4 separate regions of the Homo sapiens genome follow, and regions 1, 2 and 4 are each linked to region 3. A link is a loop called in an ENCODE intact Hi-C map of the cell type or tissue named here. Cell type or tissue: Calu3. All regions are shown on one strand. Links, peaks and the distances in the headings refer to the core of each region. The heading gives the core; the rest is flanking DNA.

Region 1 (7,994 bases), core at 940-5,939, 700 kb after region 3:
TATCTTTTTATTCATGTAAAGTCAGGATTATGCATTCCTAAGCAGTGGGAACTCTTTATCCAGCATGTTTTAAAAATCTAGGTTTCTTCCCTGAAGTGTTTCTTTCATCTTCCAAAGATATGTTGTTTATCGGCAACAAGAGAGAAGAAAAAAAGCGTGTGGAAGATCACACTTGGAAGAGTTCTGGGTACAGATGAATTGGACCTAAAAATTAGCTCTACTCATTATAACCTGTATGGATTTTACCTAGCTATTTAAGTTTTCTGAATCTGTTTTGGTTCTAAAGTTGATGCAATGATACATAACTTTCAAAGATTATAGCTAAAATTAAAAACGTGGCTAAAGCCCCTAACAAGTAAGGGTTAAACACTTACTTAAGAAGCATTAAATTAACACTAGTATTATTTCCCTTCTTTTTAAAAAAATAGTTTTTTACTAGATTGTGTAGACTATGTATAAATAAATATATGTGTATACAAACATCCACGCAAACATACATGTAGGTAACTTTCTGTATGTAGTTTAATTTAGAGCTTTTTGTATCATTACTTAATGGCTTTCTAAAGTATTTTCAAATCCCTTGAATCTCAGAAGAGTAAAGAAGATAATAGGTGGTGTGTTCACAGCAAGTATATTAAATTAAAACAAATTATTATTTTTAAGTCAAAAACAGTTGTCAGCATTTTTGCACAGTTCAACCTAGTTGCTCACATTATAATTAGGGAAGGTTATAGAGAAAGAAGCTGTATTGGTTTCGAAGGATGGATAAGATCAAGATACACAACAGTTGAAAGGAAATACAGGTCAAAAGTATTCTTTGTTCACAGCAGAAACATTTGAAATAAAATAAGCCAATTGCCGTTTGCTTGGTATTTCCCAAGAAAGAGGCAAAAATACACCCTCATTGCTCATCGAGTATATTCAAACTTTATAACAGGAAATGACCTGATACTTATCAGTAACTGCTTTAATTACTTTTATTCATTCTGGTTCACTTGTGAGCAACTCTCAGGATACTTGATAGGACAGTATAAAGTCAACGAATTATTGTTCTTCACAAATAATCTTTTTATTCTCTGGACAGTCATTTTACAAAGGAAGACCCATATGAGTACAGTGCTTAATTCCAATCAAGTTGTCCACTTTAATTTGGGAGGTGTAAGGTGTGCTCAAGCACTGATGTAGGGTTATTCACCATGCCTCTTATGTCTCCAGTAGAATTATATGGTGCATAATTTAAATCCCATGATGCAAATGACAACAAGCCTTATATCCAGGTCTGATGTTTAAAGCTAATGAGGAAGTCTACTATACAAGGGAGAATTTCCATGCTAAGAATATGTTGTGACAGAGTACATGTAACATAGACTTTGGACTAGAATCTTTCAGAGTGAAAACTGCTCTCTTGTATATTAACTTGGACATTTAACCCCTTGCCTTGGTTTCCTCATCTATAAAATACACGTATACAGATATTTGATATAAAGCTGAATGAGTTTATTGGAACCCCCAATTAAGATAATATTCATAAATATTCTTTATAAGTGGTAAAGCACATTGACATATAAGCTTCATTTGGTAAATGTCATGCATGTCCGAGTGAAGAGACCACCAAACAGGCTTTGTGTGAGCAACAAGGCTGTTTATTTCACCTAGGTGCAGGTGGGCGGAGTCCGAAAAGAGAGTCAGCAAAGGGTGGTGGGATTATCATTAGTTCTTATAAGTTTTGGGATAGGCGGTGGAAGTAGGAGCAATGTTTTGCAGGCAGGGGGTGGGTTTCACCAAGTACATTCTCAAGGGTGGGGAGAATTACAAAGAACCTTCTTAAGAGTGGGGGAGATTACAAAGAACATTCTTAAGGGTGGGGGAGATTACAAAGTACATTGATCAGTTAGGGTGGGGCAGAAACAAATCACAATTGTGGAATGTCATCAGTTAACGCTATTTTCACTTCTTTTGTGGATCTTCAGTTGCTTCAGGCCATCTGGATGTATAGGTGCATGTCACAGGGGATATGATGGCTTAGCTTGGGCTCAGAGGCATGACAGTAAACAGATATTAAGTAGTTACTAGGTACCAGGCAGTATGTCTAAACCTGAAGACACAAGAGTAAATCATGATCCCTTGGCAAGCCATCATGGCTCAGGCATGTAATGTGGCACTTGGGAAGGCTGAGGCGGGTGAATCGCTTGAACTCAGGAGTTAGAGACCAGCTTGGGCAACATGGTAAAACCCTGTCTCTACAGAAAATACAAAAAGTAGCTGGGGCATGGTGGCTCATGCCTGTACTCCTAACTACTTGTGGGCTGAGGTGAGAGGATGGCTTCAGCCTGGGAGGCAGAGGTTGCAGTGAGCAGAGATCACACCACTGCACTCCAGCCTGGGTGACAGAGTGAGACCCTGTCTCAAAAAAAAAAAAAAAAAAAAAAAAAAAAAAAATCATGATACCTGCACTCAGAATTCTTAGTCTAGAATAGAATTCAGTAAAAGGTAATTTCAATTTAATATGGGAAGGTCTATTTTAAGAATTAACATTTTGTTACACAACTAGTGAAGGGTAGAGCTGGGAAATAACTTCTAATTCATTTAACTTTAGAGCCCTTGTTTCAACCACTGCACTAATTTGCAGTAATAGTGATGCTGCTAGCATGCTAGGAAAGCATCAGATGTAAAAACTCACCCGTAAAAACTCACCCAGTCTTGCCGTTAAAGAGGTTATAGAACATATTTGCTGGAAAACATAAAAATGAGTTTCTCATCTAAAGAAAAGAGAGAAATAATTGCAAACAGAGAAAAGAGAGCTAAGAAAAGCAAAGAAAGCTAGAAAAAGGAAGATGTACTCTGAAAACATCAGTAAGGTTTCTGATGCTAGAGGGTTAGTTGCCAGTTGCTACTATAACAGATTACCTCACATGTAGTGTCTTAAAACAACACTATCACAACACTTAAAACTTATTATCACACAGTTCTGTAGATCAAAATCTGGATGTAGCATAGATTAAAAGGGTGCACAGTTCAGAATTTTACAATGCCAAAACCAAGGAATCAGTAGTCTGCAATCCTTTCTGGAAGCTCTGGGGATAAATCTGCTTCTAACCTCATATAGGCTATTAGTCAAATTCAGTTCCCTGCTGTTGGAAGGTTCCTGTTTCCTACCTGGTTGTCAGCCAGGGAGCCAGTCTTTGCCTCTAGAGGATGCACACATTCTTTCTCATGCTTTTCATTTGACTCACAGTCTCCAGCCCTTCTTAGCAATGGTGGATCAAGCCACCTTCCTGTCTGCCCAGGGCAAAGAGCTAGTGCACCCCCAGCCTCGCTTCACACCGCCCCCCCCCGCCCCAGGAGAGATTTCAGCACATCTCACCCGAGCTCTCCCTAGCACCCCTGTCAGGACAGGTGCTTCCACTCTTCACTGGGGTATCCAAGGGTGTGCCAGCTCTTACTCACAAGTGCCATCTACTGGAAAGAAGATTGAACTGCAGAACCAAATTTAAAAACCTGCCAACAGAAGGGAATAGAACTCGGAAACAAGATAATCAGTCTTCCTGAGACCTCTGTACTCCCAGCGCCACAGAAGATAGCGCGCCTGAGCATATGTCCACTACATTACTACTATAATCGGCATCTGAGAAAGCCACCACTCAACAGAAAAGCTATCTATAACCAAGGAAGTATATACAGTGCTTTTGCCTGCTGAAAGCACCCAGAACCAAAGCTAAATGATCATATACAACATAGGTTACAGTCACCTTCAAGGAGGAAAATAAAAAACTACCATCCAAATGAGAGTAAATTGGCTGGGTGTGGTGGCTTACATGTGTAATCCTAGCACTCTGGGAGGCTGAGGAGGACAAATTGCTTTAGCCCAGGAGTTGAAGACCAGACTGGGCAACAGGACAAAACCCTGTCTCTACAAAAAATACAAAAATTAGATGATGGTGGTGGCACATGCCTGTGGTCCCAGCTACTTGGGAGGGTGAGGTGGGAGGGTCACTTGGGCCCAAGAGGTCGAGGCTGTGGTGAGCCACGGTCATGCCACGATCGTGCTACTGCACTCCAGCCTGCGTGACAGAGCAAGACCCTGTCTCAAACATAAAATAAAAGAAAAACAAATGGGAGTAAATTGAAAAATAAGAAGTAACAGCTTCTTCAGATGAGAAGGAATCAATACAAAAAAACAAAAACAAAACAGATTTCCACACCCCTAAAAAGCACACTAGCTCTCTAGCAATGTACCCTAACCAAAAGGAAAATTCTGAAATGACAGATAAATAATTCAAAATATGGATTATAAGAAAGCTCAATGAGATCCAAGAGAAAACTGAAAACACAAAATTGAAAATACAAGCCATGCAAAGAAAACCCAAAAGAAAGCAGGTATACTTATATCAGATAAAACAGATTGTAAGTCAATTAAAAATTACAGTAAAAAATGACAAAGATTATTACATAATGATGAAGAAATCAATTCAAGAAGTTGTGACAATTCTAGATGTGTATGCACTCAACACCAGAGCACTCAGATTCATAAAACAAATACTAATAGACCTAAGAAAAGATGTATAAGACGATACAGTAATTGTGGGATATTTCAATACTGCACTGACAGCACTAGACAGATCACTGAGGCAGAAAATTAACAAAAGAACCCCAGATTTAAGTTGTATTCCAGAATAAATAGACCTAACAGACATTCACAGAACATCCTGCCCTGCAACTACAGAATACACGTTTTTCTCATCTGTACATGAAACATTCTTAAAATTTTCCCATATATTAGGCCACAAGGCAAGTCTCAATAAATTTTTAAAAAGTCAAAATTATATCAGGCATGTTCTCAGGACACAACGGAATAAAAAAAAATCAATACTAAGATTAACTCTCAAAACTATATAAATACACAGAAATTAAATAACTTACCCTGAATAATCTTTAAATAAACAGTGAAATCAAGGTAGAAATTAAAAATTGTTAAAATAAATGAAAATAAACACATGGCATACCAAAATCTCTGGGAAACAGCAAAGGCAGTGCTAAGAGGAAGATATATTTTAAAAACATAGAAAAATCTCAAATTAACCTTACTTTGCACTTTAAGGAACTAGAAAAAGAAAAACAAACAAAACCCAAAGCTAGCAGAAGAAAAATTATAACAAAGATCAAAGCTGAACTAAATGAAACTGGGACCAAAAACAATACTAAGAATCAATAAAATAAAAAGATGGTTTTTTGAAAAGATAAAAATGACAGACTACTAGCTAGATTAACCAAGAAAAAAAAGAGATTCAAATAAGCACAAGCAGAAAGAATAAGAGTGACATTATGACTAATACCACAGAAATACAAAAGATTATTATATACCACTACGAGCATATTTACCTACACGAACTAGGAAACCTAGAAGAATGGATAAATTCTTGAAAACATACAACCTCCCAAAATTTAACAAGGAAGAAGTAGAAATCTTGAACAGACCAATAGCAAGTAATGAAACTGAATCAGTAATAAAACATTTCCTGACACTAAAAATCCCAGGACCAAATGGACTTATAGCTGAATGCTTCCAGACATGCAAAGAACTATATCATTATCACTGAAACTTTTCCAAAAAAGATCAAGGAGGAAGGAATCCTCTCTAGCTCATTCTAAGAAGGAGTATTACTCTGATTCCAAAGCCAGGTAAGGATACAACAACAAAAAGAAGAAAACTACAGGACAGTATTTTTGATGAACAGAGATGCAAAAACCCTCAACAAAATACTAGCAAACTGAATGCAGCATCACATCACAAAGATAATGCACTATGATTAAGTGGGTTTTATTCCTGGGGTGCAGGGATGTTTCAACACATGAGAATCAATAAATGTGATTCACCAGGTAAACAGAATTAAAAGTAAAAACATTATAATCATCTCAATAGATGTGGAAAAAGCATTTGATAACATACAACATTCCTTCCTAATAAAAACCCTCAATAAACAACCATCCAAAGATCATAACTCAAAATAAGAAAAGCCATATATGACAAACCCTTAGCCAACATCATTTTCAGTGAGGAATAGTTTAAAGCAGCAACTCCCAACCTTTTTGGAACTGGGGACAGATTTCATGAAAGACAATTTTTCTACCGACTGTGCAGAGAGTGGGGAATGGTTTTGGGATAAAACTGTTCCAGCTCAGATCATCAGGCAGTAGTTAGATTCTCATAAGGAGTGCACAAACTAGATCCCTCTCATGTGCAATTTACAACAGGATTCACGCTCCTATGAGAATCTAATGCCAATACTGATCTGACAAGAGGCTGAGCTCAGGAGGTAATGCTTGCTTGCCCACTGCTCATCTCCTGCTGTGTGGCTGGGTTCCTAATCGGCCATGGACCACTACTGTTTGGCAGCCAGGTGTTTGGGACCGCTAAGTGCCAAAGGATTAAAGGATTCCCCGTAAGTCCTGGAACAAAACAAAGATGACCATTTTTATTACCCCTACTCAATTTAGAACTGGAAGTCCTAAATAGAGCAATAAGGCAAGAAAAATAAATAAAAAGCTTCCACATTGGAAAAGAGGAAGTCAAATTATCTGTTTGCCGATAATATGATGCAATACCTAGAAAACACTAAATACTCCTACAAAAAGATGCCTAGACTTGATGTAAAGTTTCAGCGTACAAAATCAAGGTACAAGAAATCAGTAACATTTCTGTGTACCAATAACAATCTAGCTGAGAACCAAACCCAGAATTCAATATCATTTATAATGTCTATAAAAAATGAAATACCTAAGAGTACTTTTAACCAAGGAAGTAAAATACCTCTGCCAGGAGAAATAGAAGACACTAATGAAAGGAATTGTAAGTGACACAAATGGAAAAACGTCTGATGCTCATGGATTGGAAGAATTGATATAATTAAAATGACCATACTGCCCAAAGCAATCTACAGATTCAATGAAATGTGTAACAAATTACCAATGTCATTTTTCAAAGAATTAGAAAATCCAATTCTGAAATTCATATGGAATCAAAAAAGAGCCTGAATAGCCAATGCAATTACAAGCAAAAAGTACAAAGCTAGAGACATCATGTTACCTGACTTCAAATTATACTACAGAACTATAGTAGCCAAAACTGCATGATATTGTTATAAGAATAGATACATAAATCAAAGAAGTAGAATAGATAACCCAGAAATAAAGCCACATACCCACAACCAACTGATATTTGACAAAGTGACTGAAAAGATACAATGGGGACAGAACACCCTGTTCAATAAATGGTGTTGGAAAAAAAATGTATAGCCATATGCAAAAGAATAAAACTGGACCCACATCTCTCACCATACATAAAAATTAAATCAAAATGAATTAAAAACTTAAATGTAAGACCTGAAACTATACAAATCCTAAAGAAAAACCTAGGAGAAATTTTTCTGGATATTGGCCTAGGCAGAGAATTTATGACCAAGTCCTCAAAATCACATGCAACAAAAACAAAAATGGACAAATTAGACTTAATTAAGTTAAAGAGCTTCTGCACAGCAAAAGAAACAATCATCAGAGTAAACAGACAACCTACAGAATGGGAAAATATATATGTAAACTATGCATTTGACCAAGGGCTAATATCCAGAATCTACAAGGAATTCAAACAACCCAAGAAAAAAAAGCAAATATCCCCATTAAAAAATAGACAAAAGACATGAACAGACATTTTTCAAAAGGAGATATACAAGCAGCCAGCAAACATAAATAATGCCCATCATTAGTAATCACCAGATAAATGCAAATTAAAACCACCATCATACACCAGTCAGAATGGCTATTATTAAAAAGTCAAAAAATGACAGATGTTGGCTAGGATGTGGAGAAAAGGAAATGCTTATACATTGTTGATAAGAAGGTAAATTTGTATAACCTTTATGAAAAACAGTATGAAGATTTCTCAAAGAACTGAAAATAGAACTACCATTTGACCCAGCAATCCCACTACTAGGTATATA
Region 2 (7,994 bases), core at 1,009-6,008, 1.1 Mb after region 3:
TGATAAGCATCTAAGCCCAGACTCTTGGATGTCCTGCCCAGCCTCATAATGCTTGTTTGTTTCTTTCCTGGGAGACAGAGGTAAAATCTCTGGAGAGCTTTCTTACATTGTGGGATAATAAAATCCCTCAAAGACTATATCTTCCTCAGGGTCTAATCAAGACAGAACAGCCAGTGCTCTCAGTCATCTTAATTAGCCATGATACACAGGCTGGAGTGGCCATTTTGTCTAGTAAATATTGCCAGTGAAAATGGCCTTTGGAGTGGTCTAACAATATTACTTACTGCTAACTGTACATAACCTGTAAGAGAGACTATGTGTTCTCCAGAGATTTGTCAGAGAATATAAAGAACATAATATTGATATTACCATTTCCTAGCATTATCACAGCTAGGTGCAGGATATAATCATTTGAACTCAGAAGCTGAAATATGTGTACAACAACTCACAGATATTTCTCAGTGGATCGTCTGGAGACTCCTAGGGGTTTCTGCAATATTTTCTGCAGACTCATAATGCCAAAAGCATTTTCAAAGTAATGCTAATATATTATTTGTCCTTTTCTGCTCTCATAGTCTTTCAAGTGTATGGTGGCATTTTTCAGAAGCTATGGAAAGGGTATGTAATATTGAAAAGATGGATGCAGGAAAAGGTATGAGAATCCAGCCTATAAAATCAGACACTGAAAGTATTTGCAAAACTGTAAAACATTGTCACTCTTCTCATTAATGTTTTCTTTGGTTTTGGAAATTTTAGTAATTTTCATAAAAATATGTTGCTTATGTTAATAGGTACTTGGTTTACTATTCTTTTCAAATGAATTAGCAAATACACATTTTAATATTTAACAGTTTTTATTTCTAATGTAGTAAATATAGATAGAAATAACCCATATAAATAAATGAAGGCTTACCAAAACTCTTAATCCTTTGTAAGAATTTTAAAAGATCCTTGAAAACAAAAAAAATGAGTGTTGTTAGTCTAAAATAGTTTTTTTTTTGTTTCTCCTCTCTTTCTAAGCTTATTTGGCTCTTTCATTCATAAATACTTGCTACACATAAAATTATTTTATTATTATTATTATTTAACATTTCTGCTTTTTTTGTTTTATTATTAGTTTTCTAAATTTATTACTTTAAATAATAGCATATGAAATTACTTGTCTGCAGATTTAATTTGGGCATATTGAATTATCTTTGTTAGAAACTGTAACAGGCTTTACTCTCTGTGGTTCTTAAACATAGCTATACATTATACTCACCTGGATAGCTTTAGAATATATATCTATGCCTGGACCACACCCCCATATTTTATCATGTAACCTACCAAATACATCAAAGAGTGCCCAATTAAATGCTTATACCTACATTTTTATTAATAGGAAACTTTGATATCAGTGTAGTAGACATTAGTAATCATCAATACTTTTCTTCTCTTTTTCCTGGAAGCACAGACTATTACTTTTCCCAATCCTATTCACAGTTGAATAGCTCGAAATGACTAGATCTGGCAGAAGGGCACAAGGTGAACATGTATAGCTTTTAGATGAACTGCATTAAAATATACGATTCTTACCTAACATACTGTTTGTACTTCTGAGCTAAAATAGAGACACTGTAGTTGGAAAACTTCTCCTAGCAGTAGCCTAAAAGGGTCATCCAACAGAGACTTCTAGTTTGGGCTTGGAAACTACCCAATTAGGACCAAATTTGATTTTTTTCTTTAAACAGACTGGGCATATACTCTGTCCTCCAGACTGGAATGCAGTGGCATGATCATAGCTCACTATAACCTCTAACTCTTGAGCTCAATGATTCTCCCACTTCAGCCTCCAGGGTAGCTGGGACCACAGGTGCACACTAACATGCCCTGCTAATTTTTGTTATTTTTTGCAGAGAGGGATCTTGCTATGTTGCTCAGGCTGCTCTCAAACTCCTGACCTTAAGCAATTCTCCTGCCTCAGCCTCCTAAAGTGCTGAGATACCTGACATCAGCCACTGCACTTGGCCTGATTTCTTCATTTGCATAAACTGACCTGTTTGAGGGTTGGGTCATGAACTTCCTTTATTTAAGTCAGACCTGCTCTTTTTCTCCAGAACATGCTTTCCCTTTACATTGGAGGCTACACATCTCCCTGATCTGTAGACTGTTATTTTTTAGAAAATAAAGTGCCCTTTTGTTTTTCTTCCACAGACCTTAAGATCTTGTGTTAACCCTCAATATATGAAGGACATAGTCTCAACATAACATTTATGGCCAGCATGGTAGCTCATACCTATAATCCCAGAAATTTGGGAGGCTGAAGTGGATGGATCACTTGAGCCCAGGAGCTTGAGACTAGCCTGATTAACGTGAAAAAACGCTGTCTCTACAAAAAATACAAAAATCATTTGTGCATGGTGGTGTGCACCTGTATTACCAGCTACTCAGGAGGCTGAGGTTGGATAATCACCTGAGCTAGGAAGGTCGAGGCTACAGTGAGTCGTGTTCTCGCCACTGCACTCCAGCCTGGGCAACAACAGAGTGAGACCCTATCACAAAAAAATAAATAAATAAAATAAAATAAAATAATTATGAATCATACTACTATTAATTACTACATAAAATTGATACTTCTTTTTAGTTGTTTTGTTTTTGTGCTTTTAATGCTGTTAAGTAAGGATGTACAGTAAGAAGTCTATTCTGTGAAGTCCCATTCCTTGTGTAGTTACTTTACAAATTGATGTATGATTGGGTTTACTTTGTTTCCCTTTGTATTTAATTTCAAGAAATGTTGGTTTTATGCATAATACACTTATGGGATCTTTGGGTCAAAATGATATAGACAGGCATACGAAGATGTTTCATTTCTTTGTTTTCATCCCTGCCCTCTCCACTCTGCCTCTACTTCCATTCCTTATTAGTAAATTTCTCCTGGACCAGCTATCTCACCTGGCAGGTGAGAAGTGACAGCTACCAGCACAGGAGAGGAAGAGTTTACAGAAGCTGTCTGGGTTTCTCAGCTCAAGGGCTCCCTCTTCTGTTATGTCTCCGGCAGTTTATTTAATTAAAGTTAGTGCTTTAGTCCAAATTTCCCTGTCATTTCCTTTTGCTTTCCCAGTTCTCCTGTCCTGATCATTTCATTCTCAAACTTCGCCATAGCAGTTTTCCACTCGTGGTTGTTAGGTCCAGGTCCACGATTATGCCAAATGCCACACCCAGGGTTAGGGTCTAGCCCTAGCTGAGGTCCAAGGGGAGTGGATGGATAGCTGAAAGAACGCTCCAGGGGGGCCGTTTCTCATCAGCGGCTTACTCACACTGGCCCTCTAACACTGTCCACCTTTATCTGGGCTGTCTGCTGCAGCTCTGTGGCTCCTGCCACCCCACACCTGCAGCTGCACATTTGGCTCTCCCTTGCCTTCAGGGTCAGCAGCTTAATTATTTCCCTTTCTGGGCACCAGCACGAGCCATGCTGTGGCTCCCCTATATATCCTTCTGCAAGACAGACAGCTCTGGTTCTCTCTCTCTCTCTTTCTCTGGGTGCCAGCACCATGTCAAGCCATACCTAACAGCCCGTAGTGTCAGCAGGGCAGTTACACCTTCTGCAGACAATAGTGGCTCAGAGCCAAGTTTGAGCTTACACAAACAGGTTATATAACAAGTGGAGTATGCACCTGCACCCTAACCCCGCTGAGTCACACAGGCCTGGATGTCTGCCTAGGCCTAATTCTTGACCAAAGCACATCCATGTCCCTTACAATGGTGCTCTCCCCTCTTGCAGTGCATTCTATTTGCTTGGGTTTCTGAGTTCTGTCACTGCTCATGCTGTGTCTGTATTTCTTTCACTTCTCGGTACGGCAGTCCTTCTGATCCGCTACTGATCTGCTCCACAGTTGTGACTTCCACTCTAATGCTGGGGCTGTGAAGGATCTCCTACCCCTACCTCCCACTTAGGCACTTTTTTTGTTTTTTAATTGGGAATAGGGTGAATTTGTGGGTTTTCTCTGCCTGAAGGTATAGATTGTTTTATTATTTGTATTAGTCCTGTAGAAATATTTAAAACATCTTTTGTTGTGTTTTGTAGAATTTTCAAAGAGAAATGTGAGGAAACTGGAGTAAAAGCTGGACCATGCTCCTCTGGGAACACAGAACGCTCAAGAATTTCTCAGGCATTTGCTATTAGAGTCCTTTCTCTTCTACTCCTTCTGTGTAAATGAAGCAGGGGAAATGGAGAAGCCCAAAAGGAGGCATTGAGAATCAACAGCTAGTGAAAAACCATACATGCTGCTGTGGCAGAGTCAAGCTGAGAAGCCGAAAACACTCTGATTTTTGTTCAAGTGGTTTCTCCTGAGGGACCCAACTAAAGCAAAGTACCCTCAACTCTGTTAAAGTACGGTAAATATCTGCAAAGCAGGAACAAACACGCTGGGCACCTAGATGCTTTTAGGGAGTGATGTGTATTTCTAACATCTGAAACAATGTTTTAAACTCAGCCCTTAATTCAGTGATCTAAATGAACTCACGCAGTTCTCAGGGAATATTTTTATATTTTTTAGAAATATGTACATGCCAAGGTTTCCAATATGTATGTTTTCTCCGTATATATGGGAAGCCATGTGATATTGAAATGGATCCATCACAACTTTAAAAAAGAATTACAGTTCTTACATACACTTTTTAAGGTGTTTGTTGGTTTCTGATATTGGTTTCCCCAATCAGTAAAAAGAAGTACTAGTTCAGCTCTAGCCCAGAAAAGCAGAACATACTGATATGTGTAGTACATCAAAGGAATTATTGTACCAAGTTTTATTTTTGAGGTTTTCAAACACTAAGGTGATTTTACCTCACAATTTATTACAAGAAGAAAAAGCAAGATGAAACTTTTCCAGAAATATTACCAAAGACAAGGTTGAAAGATATTTTTAAAGCAATTTTAGAATCTGTTGTTATTCTGGGTCCTCTGAGAGGCAGATACCAGGACATCATTACACGTGCAAGAGATTTATTAGGGCACTGCCTGTGAGTGTAAATGAGAAGGGAGCCACAGGAAGCAATCAATGCATATTTGATCCATGTGGGAGAGAGAGGGAGGGAAGGGAGGTTGTGTAGAAACATCTTACCCTGCAGTGCGGTTCTAAGAAATTTCATCAAGTATATCACTGAGTCCTTCAGTGAAAATAACCCCCCAGAAACAGTCCTGCTGCAGTCTCCTGCCTACACTCAGCCACTGCCTGGGAGCAGCCTGTTGGAAGTATGATCTTGACATGAACTGGGTGTTGGTGGATTCAGAGTACAGCCTCTGGGACCCTAAGTCAATTACTCTCCCAGCAGTTAGACAGCTCATTTTCACAGCTGCCACTTATTCAAAGTCAAGAAAGCATACTAAGTTACCTATCTCAAAGTTACAGCATATCGTCCTTCTTTTATGCAAAAATCCAAAATTAAATGCAAAAAACACCTACTTAGAGTATGCTTATGTCTACAACAAGACTGAGAGCCACTCCATTCTTCTGTATATTAAAAATGTGCCTTTGGTCTAAGAAGCTAGATATATTGAACTATGCCTAGGAATCAAGTTGGCTATGAAAATCACTAACTTTAGAAAAGGGAAAAGAATGTGAATAAATAATCTGATGACAAAAATTTCATTTTTAAGTGGTATAGTGACTGCCCTGGCTATATAAGAAAAGGGCTTTGAAGGATTGCAGCATTCATGATTTATAGAATTCTTTTTCAGTACTGACCTAATTGACTTGTGCTTTCAGAAAATTCATTAATTAATGATTAATAAAATAACACCTTGAACCACGTGGCAGTCTCAGGGCAAACGGCCTGAGTTTCAGAGTCTCAAGGCAGAAAACTGATGCCATTTCAATATTTCCCACCCTAGGTCAGTGTTCTGTTGTTGTTTCAACCGTGGTGGTCTTGTCCACCACTTAGGTGTCCTTTCAGCCCTGAACTTTAAATATACCTCACCAATCCAGCTCTGGATGACTTGCCTTCCTGCTGCCTATGGCTGCATCTTACGGTGGCTTCTGGTCTCTAACAATACTTTTCTTTGAACATTTTACAGTTTTTCTGTACATTCACAACTATCTGATCTTGTGTTCCACGCTGGCATTCACCAGAACTTACTCCTTTTTGTGTATGTGCAGATGCTGTTATTTAGAGTGGGATTCATCTATTTATAACAACCTCATGTGATGCCCATTTGAAATTTTACTGATTTTACTGAGCTTTACTGAGCTTTACATTATGGGATGATTCTGAGCTCCATTCAATCAAGATAAAGAAAGCATCATGCCAGATGAGAAGGGAAACTCATCTCTTCTTTTTCCAATGCTGAAAGAGTAAGTGTAAGATGGAAGCTCTGTTTCTTGAAAGTTTGTTAAAAATTCATCCCTTAAAATTGTGACTGGGTGAAATGTCATATCTGATTAACTTGGAATTCAGTAGGAAAAATAAGAGCAAAGTAAAAAAATTAATCAAACAAATGGTAAGAAGTGAGAAAGGAAAACAACAAAAAGAATAATAAAGAAATCAGAAAATAAAAGGCAATTAATAAATCAGTCAGTTAATTAGACAACTTAGTAGCTACTATCAGGTCAAAACATAACATAACAACGTAACAAATTACCAAGCACTGATAAAAGCTATGAGAAAATTAAGTAGGTAATGAACTAAGACTGGGCAACTTATTTCCTTAGGATGGTCAAGAAAGTCTCAAAGGAAATAATGCTTAATTTGAAATCTGGATTATCGGAAGGAAAGTGTTCTGGGCTGGCAGGTCTTCATCTAATATTTCAGTGTCTCAGGACATTACAATTTGGTTCCACTTTTATTCCACTTATTTGATTCTAGAGCTATTTTTTTTTTGTCGTGTATTTCCCAGAAACAAAATAGGGTAAGTTGTCCACATTATTTTCTTACAATTAGTCTTCTTGGTATCTGTACTTATTCCATACTTTTATTTCTAACATTGTTTATTTGTTCCATATCTCTTTTTTGTCATAACAGAAAGTTTATTTATTATTATTTTATTATTGTTAAGGTTTCTTCTTTTGTTAACTCTATTCTTTCATTTTTATTACATTAGTTTCTACTTTTTCTCTATTAATCCCTTCTTATACCTCGAATAGGTTTATTTCCTAACTTGACAGCATAGTTTACTGATTTTTTAATCTTTTTTTATTAACAAATGAATTTAAGACTATAAATATTTTCCCTACCTGTTTGCATTACTTCTGCCTGAAGATGTCGTCTCATTGCCGTCTTCCTCCAGTACCCTATTTTTATGTTTTCCTAGAAAATTCTTTGATTTTGTTTTTATTTTTGGTACAGTTAGTGTTTGCCACTACACCTAAATTTTCTAGATTGTTTTTATTTTTGGTAAAATTACTCTTTGCCACTGTATCTAAATTTCCTAGTTTGTCTTTTAGTATATCTTCCCTAAGGAAGAGTGGATTATTTTCATTAAAAAAATTCATTCTTCACTTCTAGATTACTCATTGTATTGACCATTTATATGTCACATATGCTCCTCTGAATCTCCTCCTAGTTTGATGTTGGAACTATTGGATGCATCCTCATTGGTTCACAAACTTCCATCTCCAACCTCCTTCTCTATCTTTGGTGCCTTCTGGTTTCACTCTTTAACAAGATCTTCTAAGACCAAATCTACATTTCCTCACAGTCCATTCTGTCCTTTTATTTTTAATTTGAACAACAGTTTTTATTTCTGAGATACCTCCCTTTTTTTCTCCACTTCTCCAGTTCTCCAGTTCTTGTATTATAATGGTGGCTTATGCCTTTATATAACCCAATCAAGGGTAGAATACAAAGACTTAAAAAGGTTCTATCCACAAAGATAATCAATGTTAGCTACTATGATTAATATTCTTATTTGAAAGTCTAAATCTGCCCCATCAGTTAACACTTTGCTGATGTTTAGATTCTTCCATATTCTTTGCTGTTATGTTTCCATTTAGACTATTTTCTGTTTCTGTTTATACAGA
Region 3 (7,994 bases), core at 1,511-6,510:
ACGACAAAGGAACTGAAGAAATTAGTTTGCATGCTTTGGCAGAACCAGGAAAGTATCCCAGGTTTGGATTTTGTGGGTGTTTAATTAAGTGGGCCAGAAATAGCCAGAATCCATTGACTTTTGTGCATGTCTCAGCATACAGGATTTAAACATCCTGGCAAAACCTCAAGGAATAGAGAAATATTTTTCCTTGAGTGCATCTTAAAAGCCTGGAGAACTGGCCAACAATGAGTGAAGTAGTGCCTGAATCACCCGGGCATACTCTAAAAGGAGAAATGAAGAGGCTGAGTGATCATGCTGGAATGAGTACATTATGCAAGAAGAGAAGATGCACCAGAGTAGTATATTCCATTAAAGAGTTCAAAGAACACACGCTTCACTGAAGCCATCAGGAGTGCTCTGTTGAAGGAGGATCAGCATCAAAAAAAAAAAAAAAAAAAAGAATGTTTAGTGGTAACTCTCAAGTGTAGACCAGTGCTCACAGCAGGAGAGGTGGCTCATAGTTGGGCTCATTTATATCCAGTGAAATTGTGGGACCCCATGTAATAGAGGTCACATGGAAGTGCTTAAAGGCCAGAAGCCTGGAGGCCTCAATTATCAGCAATGTTAAGAAGAAGCTCAGGGGCCTTGATCTGCAAGAAATTGTGGAAATGATTAATAGAGCATGTCCTCCCTAGGGGCAAAATAAATGAGCAGCCAGCTAAGGTCATACTTAATATCTACAACGAGAAAAAGAGAAGAATGATAAAACAGGAGACTTTGAGGATGATAGCTCCAGTGCACAATTATGGGCTTTTTCCAATTTTTAGATCTAGAATCCATTGATTTGAGAAAATGAGAATAATTTGTACCTTAAGAGCAATAGCAGTGATGAAAGCTATTTGCCCCATTACTTTCTCCTCTCCCTTTTCCAAGTTTCCCCCTAAGAGGCCAACAGAAATCATCTGGGAACTTTGCTCTAGAATATATGGAGATAATCTATGTAGTTCAAGGGATAAAAACAGTGGTCATGAAAATGCACTCTTTAGATCTACTTGAGTAGTTTCATTGACTGAGAGCTCCAAAAGATTCCCATGTAAATTAAGAATGGCATTTGTGCCAGGATCATCCTTCAAGGACTGAGCGTATTAGCGATACCAATTCTGGACATTCCTGCAAATGTAGGATACTTTTGACATGTAACTCTGACTCAAGCACTATCCATTTGCCTGGCCAAACTTTCTTAGAACTGTGGAGCAGACTGTGATCCTTTCTATTCAGTTTTTCTTCCTTTTCTTTCTTCTTCAAAATTGTCAGATATATACGATGGTCTGAAGGCTCCTCTTGTGTTTTTGAGCTTTCCTCCCTTATCTTCAAAAATATTTCCCCCAATATATCTTTTGCATATATAATTTTGTCTTGGTTTCTCCTTAGCAGAATACTTTGCAGCATAAACTGTGTCTTAAATCTCTTTAAATTGAACTGAATATTATGTACAAAATTTAATAAATTAACTCAAACAAAAACATGGATATAAAGTTAAAATATGTGTAATTATTGTAACGTGTGTAATTATTTCTATTATCATTATAAATTGTGAGATGACACAGGAGAACAGTAAACGAAAAAGTTATAAGGTGAATGAATTAATTAAATATTGACAGTTCTCACATTTAAACTATTGGAAGAAGTTAGGAGAAAATTCAGAAATTATTTCTTTAAAAGTAGTGAATAGTTTAGAAGGTAATCAGTACTACTTAAAAAAATTATAAAAATCAAGAATTGACTTTCTTACTCTGAGAAAAATTATGTTTTTAAAACGTAGATCTCCTAGAGACATAAGACATTATACATGGAGTTATTTAGATAAAGTGTAAAAGGATGTCAGTATGATAACTAAACATCCAAAAATATTTCTACCTATGGTGTCATGAATTTATTAGCAAATGTTTCTTCAACCTAAAAGATTCTGAAAATGAAGGAAAAAAATTAATTATTAGTGAAATGACATGCTCAGCTGCTCTTTATAGCAGAGGTTTTAATGCTGCAAAATCTGTACTGCCATAGCTACAGGGTACTGTCAGGCAGAATGTTGAAAAATTGCCTTTAGCAGTTAACAAGTATTTATTAACTTTAGCAACCCTAGTATGATAATTATAATTGCATAGATATTAAGAGTACAGCAAATTTAATAGTGTTATTTCAGTGTAACACACTATATTTATATAATACAATTTTTTGTTGTTAGACTATTATTTAGGAAGGTGCTTGAGAGATTTTTGTTTTGTGTTTATGTGTGATACAGTAAACCATTTGAGCAGAGTATTAGTCTTTCTACTAATAACATGAAGTTTAATTCTAAATAGATTAGACCTTGATAATGCCAAGTAATGACATATCTTATCATTTCAAAGTAGACACTTCCAAAATATCTTTGTTATTACAAAAATAATTTGGCTGAATTGAAAATAAAAAATTTCATTGAGAGTTAAACAAGTTTTTTTATAAAAATTACATATAAGGAATTACATCCACTTAAGGTACATGACATGATGAATTTTGACATTTGTATATACTCATGAAACTACCACTACAATCAAGATACACTACAATTGCATCATCTACAAAAGATTCCTCATTCCACTTTGAAATCCAGTTGTTTCCCCATTACAGCCTCAAGAAACCACTAATCTGCATTTTGTCACCATAAATTATAATATTTTTCATTTTTTAAAATTTATGTAAGTGAAAATATATAGTATATATTCTTTTAGGTGTGACTTCTTTCATATTGCATCATTATTTTGAGGTTCATCTGTGTTTTTGTATCAGTATTGTCTTTCCGTTCTATTGTTGAGTAGTAGACAATTGTATGAACAAACCAAGTTGAATTTACCATTCACCTTTTGATGGACATCTGAGTAATTTCTAGCTTTGGGCTATTGTAAATAAAACTGTAAAGAACATTAATACATGTCTTTATTTATATATTTATATAGATATATAGATAGATAGATATGTTCTCATTTCTCTTGGTAAATAGCTAAGAATAGCTGGAAAGCCTAGATTGTGGTGTAGATATATCTTAAAATTTTAAGAAGCTAATGATATTATCTTATATTCTCACCAATGATGTATGATAATTGCAGTTGCTCCAAGTTTTGATAAACACTAGAAATTTCCAGTCAGTTTGAATTTGCATTTTTCTGATAACTACTGATTTAGAATATGTGCTTATATGCTAACTGTTCATTCATATATCCTAATTTGCAGAGGGTCTGTTCACATATTTTGCACATTTTTAATTTGGTTGTTTGTCTATGTTTGTTTTTCATATGTTTGGCATGCCTTACTGAGTGGTAAAACATATATATATATATATACATACACATACACATATATGTTTAATATATATGTGTGTATATATGTTTAATATATATGTGTGTGTGTATATATATATATATACACATACAGATATTCTGTATAGAAAATCCATGTCGGATATATATTTTGTAAATATTTTCTTCTAAACTGAATTGTCATTTTTGTTTCCTCACAGTGTTTCTGTAAGAGTTTTTTATTTTAATAAGGCAGGATTTATGCATTTTTTTTGCTTTCAGTTTATGATCTCTGTGTCAGTGGCCCCATCTAAGAAGTCTTTGCTTTCGCCAATGCCATAAAAATTTTCTATTTTTTTCCTCTAGACATTTTACAGTTCTAATTTTTGCCATTAAGATTATTATTTCAACATAATTTGTGAAAAAGATGTTCTGTTTCCCATTAAGTTACCTAGGTACCTTTGTTGGAAATTATTTGACCATGTATATGTGAGTCTAGGTTTGGAGTCTATTTTTTTCTCTATAGATTGATAGGTCTATCTTTATACCATTAACAGAGCCTTGATTTTTTTATGTTTTTATTAAATCTTGAAATCAGGTGCCAGTTCTTCAATTTTGCTCTTTTTCACTGTTTCAGGTCTTCTGGAAAATCTGTATGCACATATAAAATTTAGAATCGGTGCCTGAATCCTACAGCCAGTTCTTGGCTCCAGAAAGCACTTGGAGAAGGGGTGAGTGAAGGGTTTGGGGGACTGCTCACTCTCACTGTAGGGCCTCTGGGATCCTAGCTGCAGGGGGCCTCATAGTCCCATGGATGTATGAGCTGGCAGAGGGAATTCCCAAGAGATTAGACAGAGGTGGAGCTGCAGCAGGCACAGAGCCAGGGACCTTTGAGTGCAGGTCAGCTCTAGTGAAACACAGCCGTAAGTGTCCACACCCCAGTACTTCTCCTCTCATTCTGAGAGTCTCTGGGCCCAGCTAACCATAGGGAAAAAGCTAGCCTGTTTCCCCATGGGACTGGGCATCTGTCCTGCAGGACTGCCTGCCCACCAGCCCCTCTTAGGGATCCTGCCTGGCCTCCCCTTAGGAGCATGTACACAGTACATCATTGGCTCTCTCATTGCAGCCCCTCTTAGGGATCCTGCCTTACGAGCATGTACACAGTACATCCACCCCTTAGGAGCATTTACACACTACAGCCTCTGCTTCCCAGCCTGGGTGCTTTGCTACACCTCAATGCATTTGCATCTCCCACTGCACGGGGAACCCAACTCTTTGCAGCTGAAGGAGGAACCCCAGGGCTGTGGCCTGTGGCTCAGGAGTGCTGAGCTAGGATCTGGCTCCTCACTGAAATGGATGAGGATCTCACACTCAGAAAACTGAAAAGGCTGAATTGCACAGCTTCACAGGCTGGTGTGGGATCCTGGCATGCCTCCCTTCATGGGGTTAGTATAGTAAGATTGTGGCCTATCTCCCTACCAGACCTCTTCCCATGGGACCCATGGCCCAAAAGACCTAACAAGGACAATAAATCATGGGAACAGTGCCAGTGATTTCAGGTGGGTTCCACAAGGTCCATGAACAAACCTACTTAACAGGTCACCTATCTCCCCTTTGTACCACAGAACACAGCTGCAAAGAGGAAGATAAACAAAAGAACCTCTTGGCTACCAGTCTAGCTATAGCCCATTGCTCTCAACCACCATCCACTGGATCGTAGCCCAAATTACACAAAAAGCAGGGCTAATTTGCCCCTCTGAGAAACCAGGAGCAAGAATTCAACAACAAAGACTCTGAACAGAGCCTTTGGTCTCTGAAAACTTCTAGAAATGAAGCCAACTGACTATACTCAATTTATACCACAATCTAAGGTACACAAGCCATCCCAGATAAGAAAGAATCAGCACAAAAACTCTGGCAACTCAAAAAGCCAGAACGTCCCTTTACCTCTGACGGAGCTCAGTAGCTCCCCAAACAATGCTTTTTTAACTAGTCTGAATTGTCTGAAAATGACAGACATGTAATTCAGAATCTGGATGGCAAAAAGCCCATTGAGATGAAGGAGAAAGTTGAAACTCAATCTAAGTAAGCCAAGCAATTCTGTACAGTTATTGAAAGCTGAAAGACAAAACACTCATTTTAAGAAAGACTCAAATTGAACTTTTGAGGTAAAATATTCACTACAAAAATTTCATAATACAATCAGAAATATTAACAACAGAATAGAACAAGCTGAGAAAAGAATCGCAGAGCTCAAAGACCAATTTTTCAATGCAACATAGTCAGACAAAAAAAAGAATTAAGAAACATTAGCAAAACCTCCAAGAAATATGGGATTACATAAAGAAACCAAATTTATGACTCATCACCATTCCTGACAGTAATGAAAAAAGAATAAGCAACTTGAAAAATATACTTGAGAATATAGTTCATGAAAATTACCCCAATCTTGCTAGAGAGGTAAACATGCAAATTAAAGAAATACAGAGAATCCCAGCCAAATGCTATACAAAATGACTCCAAGGCACATAGTCATCAGTTCCATCAAAGTCAACGCAAAAAAAGAATCTTAAAGGCAGCTAGAGAGAAGGGGGCAGGTCACATACAGAGAGAACCCCATCAGGCTAGCAGAAGACCTCCCAGCAGATACCTTACAAGGCAGAAGTGATCTGGGGCCTATTTTTAGTGTTCTTAAAAAAGAAATTCCAACCAAAAATTTTATAACCTGCCAAACTAAGCTTCATAAGTGAAGGAGAAATAAAATCCTTCTCAGACAAGGAAATGCTGAGGCAATACATTTCAACTAGACCAGCCTTACATGAGGTCCTTAATGGAGTGCTAAATGTGGATTTGAAAGAATGACACCTGTGACCACAAAGGCACACTTAAGCACATACCCCACAGGCACTATAAAGCAGTTACACAATCATGTCTATGTAACAACCAGCTAACAACATGATGAGTGGAATGAAACTGCACGTATCAACAATAACTTTTAAAATAAATGGGCTAAATTCCCCACTTAAAAGCCATAGAGTGGCAGGCTAGATAAAAAGACATGACCAAACCATCTGTTACCTTCAAGAGACCCATCTCATATGGAATGACATGAACAAGCTCCAAGTAAATGGGTGGAGTAAAATCTATTACGCAAATGGAAAACAAAAATGTGCAGGGTAACTATTCTTATATCAGATAAAACAGGCTAAAAGCTAATGAAAATTTTAAAAACACAATGAAGATTAGTACATAATGATAAAGGATTCTTGTTGCAAGCCCAACAAGAAGCCTTAACTATACTAAATATATATGCACCCAACATTAGAGCAGCCACATTACTAAAACAACTTCTTCTTGGCCTACAAAAAGACTCAGACAACTACACAATAATGGTGAGAGACTTTAACATTCCACTGACAATGTTAGGCACATCATTGAGGTAAAAACTAACAAAGAGACTCTGGACTTAAACTCAACACATAATAAATTGAACCTAATAGTCATCTACATAACATTCCGCCAAACACCTACAGTATATACATTCTTCTCATAAGCACATGGAACATATTCTAAGATTGACCATGTGCTTGGTCATAAAGCAAGATTCAATAAATTCAAAAGAATCAAAATTATACCAAGCACATTCTTAGACCACAGTGTAATAAAAATAGAAATCAATACCAAGAAGATCTCTCAGAACTACACAAATATATGGAAATTAAACAACTTACTACTGAATAATTCCTTGGCGAATATCAAAATAAAGGCACAAATAAAAAATTATTTGAAAGTAATGAAAATAGCAACACAACCATCAAAATCTCTGGGATGCAGCTAAAGTAAGTGTTAGGAGGAAAGTTTATGGCCCTAAATGACTTCATCTTGAAGCTAGAAAGATGTCGAATTAACAATCTAACTTTGCATCTAAAGAAATTTGGATAAAAGAACAAACCAATCCCAAAGCAAGTAGAAGAAAAAAAACTAAAATTAGACAATAACTTAATGAAATTGAGATACAAAAATACATTAAATGGACCAATGAAAGACTTTGTTCTTCAAAAAATAAATAAGATTGATAGACCCCTAGTGAGATTAACAAAGAGAAAATTCAAATAAGCAGAAACAACAAAGGTGATATTACAGCTAATTCCACAGAAATGTAAAAGATCCTTAGAGACTACTATGAACAACTCTATGCCCCCAAATCAAAACATTTGCATTAAATAGATAAATTACTGGAAGCGCATCATCTCCCAAGATTGAATCGGGAAGAGATTGAAACACTGACTAGATCAACATCAACTTCCACAATTAAATCAGTAATAAAGAACCAACCGCAAAAAGCTCAGGATCAGGTAGATTCACAGTCAAATTCTACAAGAATTGATACCCATCTTATTTTACAATTCCAAAAAGAAACTGAGGAGGAGGGGCTCCTCCTTAATTCATTTAATGAAGCCAGCATCAGTGTGATTTCAAAATCTAACAGACATAACAAAAAAAGAAAACTTCAGACCAATATCCCTCATGAACATAGATGCAAAAATCCTCAACAGAATACTAGCAAATTGAATACAGCAGCACATTAAACAGTTAATACACTATGATCAAGTGGGCTGTATTCCAGGCATGCAAATGATGTAATTGACTTTTTAATATTGAAAATTCAAACTTGCT
Region 4 (7,994 bases), core at 1,106-6,105, 400 kb after region 3:
ATACCATAGACATATAGACCAATGGAACAAAATAGAGAGCCCAGGAACAAATTTACATGTCTACAGTGAACTCATTTTCAACAAAGATGCCAAAAACATACACTGGGGAAAGGGTAGTCTTTTCAGTTAATGATGCTGGGAAAACTGGAATCCATATGCAGAATATGCATATATACTGGCATATAGAGAATGAAGGACAAAAAACATCCAATTATTTCAATTGATGCTGGAGAAACATTCAGTAAAATTCAACATCCTTTTGTGATAAAAGCTCTAAAAACTGGGTATAAAAGGAACATACCTCAACACAAGAAAATCAGTCTATAACATATCCACAGCTAGTATCATATTGAATGAGAAAAAAGACTTTCCTTTAAGATCTGGAAGAAAAGAAAGATGCCCACATTCAACATTGTCGTTTATTATAGTACTGGGAGTTCTTGCTAGAGCAATTTAGAAAAAGAAAGAAAAATAAATAAATAAATAAATAAATAAATAAATAAATAAATAAATAAATAAAGAGAGAGAGAAGGAATGAAGGAAGGAAGGAAGGAAGGAAGGAGCATCCAAATTGGAAAGGTAGAAATCATATTACACTTGTTTGCAGATGATATGATTTTATATTTGGAAAAACGTAGTGACTTCGCCAAAAAACTATTAGTACTAGTAAACTAATTCAGTAAAGTTGTAGAATACAAAATCCATCCAACATGGATGAAACTGGAGAACATTATGTTAAATAAAATAAAGCAGGCACAGAAAGAAAAATTGTATATGTTCTCACTCATACGTGGAAATTAATAATTAAAACAATTGAACTGGAGATAGATAATAGAATGATGGCTACCAGAGGCTGAGAATGGTATTGGGCCAGGGGAACTTGGGATGGTTAATGAATGCAAAAATATAGATTAAATGAATAAAATCTTGTATTTGATAGCACAAGGTCTCTATAGTCAACCATAACTTATTGTATATTTTAAAATAAATAAGAGTGAAATTGGAATGTTTCTAACACAATGAAATGATAAATGCTTGAGATAATGAATACCTCCATTACCCTGATGTTATTATTACCTACTGTATGTCTGCATGAAGGTATTACATGTACCCCGTAAATAAAAGCACCTGTTATGCACTTATAATTTTTTAAAAAATGCAAGTTTTTAAAAAATTATGCTTGGACTTAATTTTGATGACTGAAATAATTTGTTTTGATATATGCCATTACCTAACCAAAAGTAAATAAGTAATTGTCCTGCAAAGATAAAATACCCCTTTAGCAATAGTATGTTTTTGGTATTAATGGATTTATCATTCTCATCTTGACATGAGCTACTCAACCTGAAGTCTGAATAGAAACCTTAAGTAGTTATAACAAGTTCTTGTACATTTGCCTTTATGACTTGGCAAAATGAATGTGGACTTTTGAACCCAACAAATTGTTGCTAAAATCTCAGTTCTACTTCTCCTATATTTGAATGTGAGCAAACCATTTAGTCTTCCAAACTTGGATATAATTTCTAACTAGACTATCTTCCTAATGGTTATATCATAGAAGAACTAAATGAGAGGGTGCCTGACAACTAAGGAACACTGAAAAATTACAGATTCAAAAGTCAGCCTCTGAGGCTTCTAAGAAAATAAATGAAAGAAATTTTAAAAAGTTACAAGGGAAAAAAGTCATTTCGAAAAGCTAGCACTAGTCACTAAATTTCAAACAATGAATCTTGACATTGCAAACTATATATATGTTTCCTCTTGAGATTTCACGCACGGCACACACAGTTAGCAAGGGGTCACTTGTCTCTGCACTCATTTTCTCATGATCTGCCTTTGAAAGTCTAATATTGCATCTGCCACTTTATCAATTTTTATGCTATTATCTTTTAAAATGCCCTTTTAAATACCTTCCATCTAAGATTATGACCTCTAGTCCCTGAATGTTTAACAATAATTTGCAATTTAGCACTCTCAATTCATTTCTAGATCATAATCCAAAACAGCCACTGTGCCTCTAATTATTCCAGAAACAATAATGGAGAAAAGACATAATAGTGATATCGTTATTTGAAAACATAGCACGACTGCCATTTCCCAAATCCCTAGTTCAGGTGCTCCAGGTAACTGTAATCAAGTATACTTAGACTTCTAATCATTTGAATATACTTAATAAAGTACCATTGTTTTTCTTTACAATTAAGGTCCCTTTTGACATAACTGAGTTAAAGGACTTAGCATAGTCGTATGTTAACTGAAATAAAGTACAACATAAAATAAAAAAATCTTAAAAAATTATTTCTATAATTTATTGTTACTGCCCTTAACAATGAAACAAGTTCAAATACACTAAAAACAAAATTTATTTTTTGTAGAAAATTACCTTTTAACTTTTATATATGCTTTTTACTGTTTAGACTTTTTATTTTATTTTTATTAGAATACATATATATGTATATATGGAATGTATTAAAGCTAAGGTCACAGAATCTCCTGCAGTAAACAAAAATCTGTATCTCTTTATTTCTCTATAAAAATAATTTGAACATTTATAAAATTCCCACTGCTTGTAACATCTAAAAATAAAACAAGAAATTAGGTACAAACAAAATACAAAATATAGTTATGATAAATATTGCATGTAATAGTTCATAAAAAATTAAATTTCTCTACCAGGTTGGTGAGAATGAAGCTTTTAAAAATATTTCTGGAGAATCATTTAGCAATGTGTACTAAAAGATGAAAAATTGAGTGTATTATTTTACTCCACGATTTCTGATAATATATCTTAATAAAGTATTAATTTATTTTTATGAAATGCCTGTAAAGACATTGAGCCTAGAAAATGTTTACAATAGTTAGATTAAGAAATTATTCAAATAAAGCATTATAGCCATAAAATGGAAGACAAATTATTAAACACTGAGATTAAGATTTAAAATGGATGGAAAATTACATAGTTCTCCAGAAAATCCTAAAAAACCCTGGACTGAAATAAGGTAGTCACCATAAACAAAAAATATGTAAAAGGATGGATATAAGAGGTGAAGATTAAGGATGTCTTTAACATTCTGGGTTCTTTAAAGCAGAGTTAATCTTATTTCTGAAGAGAGGGGGCATACAATGGTCCATGTGGACTGTCACCCAAAACATAGGAAATGCCACTTGGGACTTGAACTATATGTTGTAAAAGGCTGCAAGGAATGTATTTTGCTTATAATTACGGTTATCTGTAGAAAATATACATGTCCTGGGAGAATGCACCCATGAATATTCATGGGTCATGACCAAAATAGTGCAGAAATTAAAAATATTTCAACAAAAACATACAAGTAACTTTAAAAAAAAAATCCAGCCTTCAAGGCCTTTGTGCTTTTTGAATAAATCATGTCTAAGTTATGGGAACTTTAGGGATAAAAAGATTACGTCTGGAGAATCCAACTGGGAACCAGCCGAGAGGCAGTACAAAATTGGAAATTTAATCCTCACATAAATATTTTTAAGTAAAACTCATTCCAAGTTACCTATGTGGTTATGAGAGATCTATTCAGACCTGTGAAATGTTCCAAGGACCTGTGATTGAGTCAAGGTTTATAGAGAGAGTAATCCTCAAAATAAAATTGTCTCTCTAATGGTATAGGCAAGAAATGTTCTTGGTATAGAAAGTCAGACTGCCCCAACACAGCAATTCGGGAGCCTGGAAATAGGAATACTTACCCAGCCAGGCTTTGCTATTTCTATGAACATGACTCTTCTGCAGAGTCTGACTCTGTCCATCAATATGTCACACTCCTATGGGAGGAGTTAAGGCAGTGCATTTTGTTTGCTGAATATAAAGATTTATTAGGATCAGATATGGCAAGACATCAAGTTAAGTTTGTACTTTCTATATATTTTTTTCTCCTTAATTTTAAAAAGGAAAACAAATATTGTCCGCCATTGACATAGGGAAAGTTTTTTGCAAAGTGAAAAACAGATCCTTCTTGGCCAGCAGTTGTAGCCCAGAAGATACTCTTGGAGGTTTCTGGTGTGCTGAAATGCCATTTGGATCCTTATGAAAGTATCATAAATAAATGAAAATTAATTTCTTCTAGTATTTAAAGAAGTGTTAGAGAAGAAAAAATTTCTCATTTACACAAATTTCTGCTCCAGAGGATTTTATTAGTGCTTTTATTATTTTTATTTTATTTTATTCCCAAAGAACTTACATGTTCAATCACCAGAGTTTACAGAGCCCTTGAAAAGATTTCTCCACTGCAATATATAATATACTGATGAACAGTTGCTGACTTCTTTTGCTATGGTGCATTCTTTCCTAGTGATTCTGAAGTTTTCATTTATGGGTTAGATTACAAAATTAATCTTTCATCCTAAAATTGCTCTATATAACTGAATATGTCTGTGGTAGGCAGAAAAATGTTCCTACTCCAAAGATCTGCACATTTTACAGATGGCTTTAAGGTTGTGGATCCTAAAATATGAATGTTATTCTGATTATCTGAGTGGGCCCAATCTAATCACTTGGATCATGAAATGCAGAAAACACTTCCTGGCAGGAAAGAGGAAAGCGATGCAACAGAGGAGGAGGCAGGAGACACGAGGCAGAAGAGGAGGTCAGTAAGATGTATAAAGTTAACTTGGCCCACAGTGCTAGCTTTGGAGATAGAGGGGCCTCCAAATAAGAAATGCAGGAGGCCTCTAGAAGCTGAGAATGATAATCAGCAAGGAAATGGGGACTTCAGTCTTATAGCTACAAAGAAGAAAGTTAGGTGACAATCTGAATAAGTTTGCAAGCAGATTCTAACAGTCTTCCCATAAGAGCATGGCAGGCCCACACTTTGGTTTTGCCATTGTGAAACTTGGGGCAGAGAAACCATTCAGAAATGTGAGTTAGAAAATGTGCATTGTTTTAAGTTGCTAAATTCATGGTAATTTGTTAGAGTAGCAATACAAAGAAAACTAAAGTGTCTAAAACCATATGTTGACACAATTCATATTTATATTTAGCAGGAATTCGAACAATATTCATGTAAATAAATGTATGAAAACTGTTACTAATGGGTGGAAGGGAAGGTACTACAAAGATTAAGACAAATTTCAGAGTCAGTACATTCAGTAAACCCTGTATCATATACTATTGGAGGTAGTGGCCAATAGTCGGAGAAAAGAGCCAGGAGAAAAAGAGAAAAAGAGCCAGGAGACTGAATGATTATTTTTATCATGTCAACTGTCCAGATAAGGAGAAGCAAAGATGGTGGCAAAAATCAAATTAAACAGGAGCTTATAAAGTTGAATGGTAATGTATACTATAAAATGATTTGGTTTCAGAGTGGGTAAGAGGGATGAAAGGGTAAAATCTATCAAGTTCAATGTCTGCATAAGTACAGAATGGCAATGCTATTAATAAAAATAGAAAAGGAAAAGTATCATGGGCTTACAAAAGCAAGTTGTTTTCATCTCTGTGCACAGCGAATTGGAGCTGACATGCGTTTAAACAGAGAGGGCCTTGAATCAGGAATGAACATAGATTTGGAGATCAGTAAGAGTTTAGGTCAGGGATACAGAATTAGAGGTCATAATCTTAGAGGAGATGAATGAAACTACGGGACTTGTACCAAGAAGATAGCATACCCAAACATGGATTCTCAGAGGAAGAAGGAGGATGACACAAAATGTAGAAAACAAAAAGATAAAATAACGAGATGAAACCTTAATAAACGTCAAAGAAAGTGAGGCTATTTAGTTTGGGAAGTGACCTTAAAGCAATTTGCTTTATTACAGTAAAGAAAGTAAAGGGAATTCACAGTGCTTCAACCATGGGGTACTAAAGAAGAAATAGGTGATATAAAAATAGAATTCTTTTTTGTTTGTTTAAGAATTTGTCTGGAAGAACAAAGCTGCAATTGATAACTGTAAATGGTAATAAGACTTCAATATAGCAACTTCTCAGAAATAATAGCAGATAATAATAATGGGAAACATGATCCTTGATATAAAATATATAAAACAAAACAGCATATTAATAACAGTTCTGAAGTTAGAAAATAACATTTTAAAAGTTAAATAACAAAAGCCACATATTTAAAGTGTTGTTCATTTTGTTTCTCACCAGTAGATTCCTGTGGAAGTGATATTCAATCAACAAAATGTTGGCATAATATGACATTACAATAATATGAAGTTGGGACAGTTAAATATCAAATGAGAAAACATTGTATCTTAGTATCTTCTTATTATTTTTGTTATCTTTATATTGGATCATTTGGATTTATTTCTTGAGTTCATTCAGAATTTATATATATATATATATATATATATATATATATATATATATATATATACATATATATATAAAAAATCTCCCTGAAAAATCTTGAAAAGGCACAACACTGCCACATATTAAATCCATGCATATCTCATTATATTGCTCTCCACTTTATTGTGCTTCACATATCATTGTGTTTTTTAAAACCTGAAGATTCGTGGCAACCCTGCATCCAGCAAGTCCACTGGTATAATTATTCAAACATTGTGTGCTCACCTCGTGTCTCTGTGTCATATTTTGACAATTCTTGCAATATTTCAAATTTTCTCTTTACTATATCTGTTCTGATGATCTGTGATTAGTGATCTTTGATGTTATTATTATAATTGTTTTGGGGCACCATGAGTCATGTTGTATAAAATGGTTAACTTGGCTAGGCGCAGTGGCTCATGGATGTAATCCCAGCACTTTAGGAGGCTGAGGCGGGCAGATCACCTGAGGTCGAGAGTTGGAGACCAGCCTGACCAACATGGAGAAACCTTGTCTCTACTAACAACAACAACAACAACAACAAAGCAAAATTAGCCAGGTGTGGTGGTGCATGCCTGTAATCTCAGCTACTCAGGAGGCTGAGACAGGAGAATAGCTTGAACCCGGGAGGCAGAGGTTGCGGTGAGCCGAGATTATGCCATTGCACTCCAGCCTGGACAACAAGAGCAAAACTCCATCTCAAAAAACAAACAAAAAAAGATGGCTAACTTAACCAATAAATGTTGTGTGTGTTCTGACTGCTCCACCAACTGGCCATTCCAGTCTCTTTCCCTTCCCTTGGACCTCCCTATTCCCTAAGACACAGCAGTATTGAAATCAGACTAATTCATAACCCTACAGTGGCCTTTAAATGTTCAAGTGAAAGGAAGAATCGCATCTCTCGCTTTAAATTAAAGGCTAGAAATGATTAAATTTAGTGAAGAAGGCATATTGAAAGCCATGAAAGGCAGAAAGCTAGGCCTCTTGCACCCAACAGTTAGCTGAGTTATGAATGCAAAGAAAATGTTCTTAAAGAAAATTAAAAATGCTACTCTAGTAAAAACAAGAATAAGTAAGTGAAACAGCCTTATTGCTAATATGAAGAAAGTTTTAGTAGCCAAGAGAGAAGATCAAATCAGCCATGACATTCCCTTAGGCCAAAGCCTTACCCATTCTACCAAGGGTGAGAGAGGTAAGGAAGCTCTGAAGTAAAGCTTGAAGCTAGTAGAGGCTGGTTCATGAGGTTTAAGGAAAGAAGCCAATTTTATTACATGGAAGTGCAAAATGAAGAAACAGGAGCTGATGTAGAAGCTGCAGCAAGTTATATAGAAGTGCTAGCTAAGGTAATTGATGAAGGTGACTACACTAAATAACAGATTTTCAACATAGATAAAACAGCCTTACGTTGGAAGGAGATGTCACGTCAGACTTTATAGAGAAGAGAATTCAATGTCTGGCTTCGAAACTTCAAAGGACAGGCTGACTCTCTTGTCAGGGAATAATGCAGCTGGTGACATTAATTGAGGCCAATGCTCATTCACCATTCCCCAAATCCTAGGACCCTTAAGAATTATGCTAAATCTATTCTGCCTGTGCTGCAGAATAGATTTAAAATCATTCTGTAGCCATAGATGAAGAATAATTTTGACTTTCAAGTCTTATTATTTAAGAAATACATTTGGTAAGCCTACATCTGTCA

What was found. A loop is a pair of places that touch in the nucleus more often than their neighbours do. Peaks named below come from ENCODE experiments on the same cell type or tissue, not always from the same donor. Only the 100,000 strongest peaks of a DNase experiment are listed, where the experiment ranks them.
Region 1: it touches region 3 in a loop (18-fold over the local background); 5 of 110 quality-filtered maps call a loop at or near these places.
Region 2: it touches region 3 in a loop (4-fold over the local background); 2 of 110 quality-filtered maps call a loop at or near these places.
Region 4: a loop joins it to region 3, with 4 times the contacts of the local background. A loop is called at or near these places in 2 of 110 quality-filtered maps.

Annotation. Positions count from the first base shown.
Region 1 is chr11:23,535,702-23,543,695 of GRCh38, reverse strand. No RefSeq gene overlaps it. Among named protein-coding and RNA genes, the nearest start is that of MIR8054, 120 kb to the right of the region's middle. In Calu3, for the core only: a CTCF peak has its summit at 3,439 (motif pointing left); a DNase peak (open chromatin) is centred at 3,455.
Region 2 is chr11:23,108,814-23,116,807 of GRCh38, reverse strand. The region is part of intron 4 of LINC02718 (long intergenic non-protein coding RNA 2718); the gene reads right to left. Among named protein-coding and RNA genes, the nearest start is that of CCDC179, 250 kb to the right of the region's middle. In Calu3, for the core only: a CTCF peak has its summit at 3,008 (motif pointing left); DNase peaks (open chromatin) are centred at 3,007 and 3,637.
Region 3 is chr11:24,231,466-24,239,459 of GRCh38, reverse strand. No RefSeq gene overlaps it. Among named protein-coding and RNA genes, the nearest start is that of LINC02686, 32 kb to the left of the region's middle. In Calu3, for the core only: no CTCF peak of the experiment used is centred there; a DNase peak (open chromatin) is centred at 4,149.
Region 4 is chr11:23,833,578-23,841,571 of GRCh38, reverse strand. No RefSeq gene overlaps it. Among named protein-coding and RNA genes, the nearest start is that of LINC02726, 110 kb to the right of the region's middle. In Calu3, for the core only: no CTCF peak of the experiment used is centred there; no DNase peak of the experiment used is centred there.